Linked DNA regions of Homo sapiens: region 2 is linked to region 1. Evidence: read pairs that join two places in POLR2A ChIA-PET (ENCODE). Cell type or tissue: A673. All regions are shown on one strand.

Evidence for each region. Peaks named below come from ENCODE experiments on the same cell type or tissue, not always from the same donor. Only the 100,000 strongest peaks of a DNase experiment are listed, where the experiment ranks them.
Region 2: POLR2A ChIA-PET joins it to region 1 with 9 read pairs; 2 of 35 experiments call an interaction of 5 or more read pairs at or near these places.

What each region holds. Positions count from the first base shown.
Region 1 is chr20:50,365,396-50,367,895 of GRCh38, forward strand. It overlaps LOC105372657 (a long non-coding RNA gene), which reads left to right. Exons shown (of 3, transcript XR_936837.3): 3 at 2,040-2,500. Among named protein-coding and RNA genes, the nearest start is that of LINC01271, 45 kb to the left of the region's middle. In A673, no CTCF peak of the experiment used is centred here; DNase peaks (open chromatin) are centred at 1,326 and 2,096; H3K27ac peaks cover 2,221 bases.
Region 2 is chr20:50,775,516-50,778,015 of GRCh38, forward strand. No RefSeq gene overlaps it. Among named protein-coding and RNA genes, the nearest start is that of BCAS4, 18 kb to the right of the region's middle. In A673, no CTCF peak of the experiment used is centred here; DNase peaks (open chromatin) are centred at 1,056, 1,256 and 2,216; H3K4me3 peaks cover 1,364 bases; H3K27ac peaks cover 1,935 bases.

The sequences.
Region 1 (2,500 bases):
TGTAGTGGCATGATCTCGGCTCACTGCAGCCTCCGCCTCCCAGGTTCAAGCCATTCTCCTGCCTCAGCCTCCCGAGTAGCTGGGATTACAGGCGCCCGTCACCACGCCCGGCTAATTTTTGAATTTTTAGTAGAGATGGGGTTTTGCCATGTTCGTCAGGCTGGTCTCAAACTCCTGCCCTTGTGATCCACCCGCCTTGGCCTTCCAAAGTGCTGGGATTACAAGTGTGAGCCACCACACCCGGCCCTCTATATTGCCATTTTAATGAGTATTTTTAATACAGCTTAACACAATGTTTTATATTTATTTAATGCAATTTCATAAATTTTTAATACAGCATTTCATTATATGAGGACTATTGTTTGCTTAATGAATCTTCTGTAGTTTGGCATTTCAGAATTTTTTCCCCCAATTTTTCACTATTATAAACAATGCTGCAATGAACGACCTTCCCCGTAGAGACTACTTGGCCTATTAGAATAAATGCCCCCAAGTTAAATTTCCAGGTTGCTTTAAAATTTCTGCCCAGTGAACAGCATGGTGCTTGTTGCCATTCTGCTCCCAGAGACCCTTGTAGAGTCCGTTCGGGACAGTATGAGAATCCCCATTATCCCATACTCTGCAACACTGAGAGTTGCCAATCTTTTTTGTCTTTTCTAATCTGATAGGCAGAAAATGACATATCATTGTAGCTTATCATTGATAACTGGTGGGGTGGAACTTGTCTTCATACTTTTTTTTCTTTTTTTCTGAGGCAGTGTCTCCCTTTGTCTCCCAGGCTGGAGTGCAGTGGCACCATCTCAGCTCCTACATCAGCCTCCCAAGTAGCTGGGACTACAGGCATATGCCACCACACCTGTCTAATTTTCCTTATTTTTTGTAGAGATGAGATCTTTCTGTGTTACCCAGGCTGGTCTTAAACTCCTGGGCTCAAGCAATCCTTCCACCTCGGCCTCCCAAAGTGCTGGGATTATAGGCATGAGCTGCCTCGCCTGCCAGAATAGTGGGTTTTTAATACGGTGTTTACCTCTTCTTATTGTTTTGCAAGAACTCTTTGTATATTAAGGATAGTAATTCTTTCTAAGAGTCTTATAATTGACTATAAAAGTCTCCCTCCCTCCCTCCTTCCCCTCCCTCCCTCCCTTCCTTCCTTCCTTCCTTCCTTCCTTTTGTTCCCTTCTGCTTTCTAAGGATATGCCTGGTGTTTGGCAAGCATTGCATGAATTACATTAGGAAATAACTTTTGTAACAAACCCATTTAACAACCATTCTTTGTTCCCCGCCTCCTGATAATGCTCAGAGCCACAGCAACAGCCTTTGCCCAACTCCATGTCATTAACCCTTGATCTTTTCCTGCTGAATAGCAGATTGCTTTCCGGGGCTGGCAACACAGTTTCATTTTCACCTTCCTGCTGATGGAACTGCCCTGGCTCTGTGCCAGATGGCTGTTTACATAAGAAATGATTTGATTATATTGCACAGCCAATGGCAGCCTTTCTCAGAATAAAGAAGCCAGAAACATATAATCAAAGCCATTAACTGTGTACAAAGAAACGCAGCCCACTCTAAATTTCCCACCAACCATAATCACAGTTTTCCAGAGAAAAATAAGAACAGGGTTATGGTTCCCTACTAAAAACGTGTTAGGGGAAAGACTTTTAAAAGGAAATTGTGGTATAGCTCAGTTGCACTCTCAGATCAACCCTTGAGCCTTGACTCCAATCCCAGCTCTGTAACTCACTGTCCTTGTGACCTTGGAAAAGTCGTTTACTGCCAAAAGCCTCCGTTTCTTTATTGTAAAATGGCTATAATAGTAATATCAACCTCAGAGGTTTACGAGAGGATTAAGTGAGATAGTGCATAAGAACACTTTCTCAGTCAGAATGTTTTCAGCCGCAAGGAGCAGAACACTTGACTAAAGGAGGGAAAAAAAAGCTAGAGGACTTATAATTTTATTTAACAGGGTTGTTTCATTTGGAGGCATAAAGATGTAACCAGTGATTCACATTCTTTTCTTCTTCCTGCTATGCCATTCTCAGCAATTTATGGACATGTCTCCTCATGGTTTCAAGACAGCTGCTGTGGCTCCAGGCATCACACTGGGACATGATAAAATCAAGCAAAGAGGAGGAGGGCATTTTTTCCCCTGTGTCTCCTTTCATGATGGAGAAAATTGTTCCCAAATTTCCCCCCTGCAGATCTGCAGACTTCTTATTGGCCAAGATGGCGTTACATCTATAATTCCAAACCAGTCACTGATGGAGGAATGAGAATGACTGCAGTTGGCTTGGACCTATAACTCACTCTGAAGCCGGGGCGAGGAATAGCCACCGTCCCTGAGCTCCTGAGTAGATGCACAACCAACAAAACTGAATCCCGTCAGCGAAGGAGTCATGGGTGGGCAACCCGTGCTGTGTCTACCATAAGCACAACTCCTGGTGCTCATGAGGTGCCCCCAAAGGCTGGCATTTGGCAAGCTCAAGACTGGGAGTCCACACAG
Region 2 (2,500 bases), 410 kb after region 1:
TTAAATCTATCTCTAGACTTGGTATTCTGCTTTCTCATTCTGTCTCTCCAAAGATTTCCATATATATATATATATATATATATATATATATATATATATATAAATATAAATATATTCTATATATTCATATATATATATTCTATATATTCATATATATAAATATATTCTATATATTCATATATAAATATATTCCATATATATAAATATATTCCATATATTTATATATAAATATATATCATATATTTATATATAAATATATATCATATATTTATATATAAATATATATCATATATTTATATATAATATATATCATATATTTATATATAAATATATATCATATATTTATATATAAATATATATCATATATTAATATATATCATATATTTATATATTAATATATATCATATATTTATATATTAATATATATCATATATTTATATATAAATATATATCATATATTTATATATAAATATATATCTACATTTTTTGAGACAGAGTCTGGCTCTGTCACCCCAGCTGGAGTGCAGTGGTACGATCTCAGCTCATTGCAACCTCCACCTCCCAGGTTCAAGCGATTCTCGTGCCTCAGCCTCCATAGTAGCTGGAATTACAAGTGCAGGCCACCACACCCAACGAATTTTTTTGTATTTTTAGTAGAGACGGGGTTTTGCTATGTTGGCCAGGCTGGTCTCGAACTCCTGGCCTCCAGTGATCCACCTGTCCTGGCCTCCCAAAGTGCTGAGATTACAGGCATGAACCACCACCCCCACCCATTTCCATACCATTTTAATTATTGAGGATTTATAGCGAGTTTTAATATTGGGTAGGTCTAACCTCCTATCTTAGTTTACTATTGTTTCTGTAACTTAATAGCTTAAAACAACATAGATTTAATATCTTACATTTCTGGAGGGCAGAAGTCCAAAAGGGTTCTCATGGACTAGAATGAAGGTGTCCACAGGATTGTGAAGTCTCCTCTCTGGAGACTGTCAGGGAGGCTCTGCTCTCTGCCCTTTCCAGCCTCTGCAGGCAGCCGGGTGTTCCCTGGCTCTTGCTTTCCTTCCTTCAGAGCCCTCAGTGGCTGGCTGAGTCTTTCTCACGCTGCCTCCCTCTTCCGCTTCCAAGAATCCCTGTGGTTATAATGGGCTCACCTGGATAATCTGCCCATCTCAGCAGTAACTGACCAGCAACCTAAGTTCCACCTGCAACCTTCATTCCCTCTTGCCAGGTAAGAGCATATTCACAGGCTCCGGGCATCAGGAAGTGGACAACTCTGGAGGACCATTATTCTCCCAACCATGTCCCCGTCATTGTTTTTCCTCTTTGTTTTGAGACAGGGTCTCAGTCTCTCATTGTCACCCAGGCTGGAGTGCAGTGGCGCCATCATAGCTTACTACAGCCTCATCTCCTGGGCTCAAGTGATCCTCCTACCTCAGCATCCAGGGTAGCTGGGACCACAGGTGCATGCCACCGTATCCAGCCATTTTTTAAAAATTATTTTATTTTATTTATTATTATTATTATTATTATTTTTGAGACGGAGTCTAGCTCTGTCACCGAGGCTGGATGCAGTGGCGTGATCCCGGCTCACTGCAACCTCCGCCTCCCGAGTTCAAGTGATTCTCCTGCCTCAGCTTCCCGTAGCTGGGATTACAGGCATGCACCACCAAGTCTGGCCAATTTTTGTATTTTTAGTAGAGATGGGGTTTCACCAAGCTGACCAGGCTGGTCTCGAATTCCTGGTCTCAAGGGATTCATCTGCCTCAGCTTCCCAAAGTGCTGAGATCACAAGCATGAGCCACCATGCCTGTCCTGTTTTATTTGGGTGACATTAAATCTATCTATTACTTTAGGAAGGACATGATAAGCATTTTCATTTGGACAGACTCCTCTCCTCAGGACTATTTACAATTTACCTAATGTAAGTCTTGTAAATCTCTGACGTGGCATATGCCTAGTACTTTATCTTATAATTTGTGTCTTTTTTTTCATTCTGTGTTCTCTTGGGTTGTTATTCTCCTAAAGAAATCAGTCTATTTAAATTTTCTGCCTTTCCAAATTATATTTTCCCAGGAAATTAGCCATCGTATCCAAGTTGTAAATTTCAAATGTAAGCAGAACAGTCTCCTATTATTATTTACATTTCTTCTATTTCTATAGTTATTTCCCCCTAATCATTTCTTATTTTGTGCATTTGAGCCTTTTGCCTTCTTTTCTTGATTAGGTTAGCTTGCTTTTTGTTTCATTTTTCCCCCCTCCAAAGAAGCAACTTTTGGATTTAGTCATTTATTCTGCTCTATTTTCTCTCTCTCCTTCCTTCCTTCCTTCCTTCCTTCCTTCCTTCCTTCCTTCCTTCCTTCCTTCCTTCCTTCCTTCCTTCCTTCCTTCCTTCCCTCCTTCCTCCTTCCCTCCCTCCCTCCCTTCCTTTCTCTTTCTTTCTTGACAGAATCTTGCCCTGTCACCAGGCTGGAGTGCAATGGTGCAATCTCGGCTCACTGCA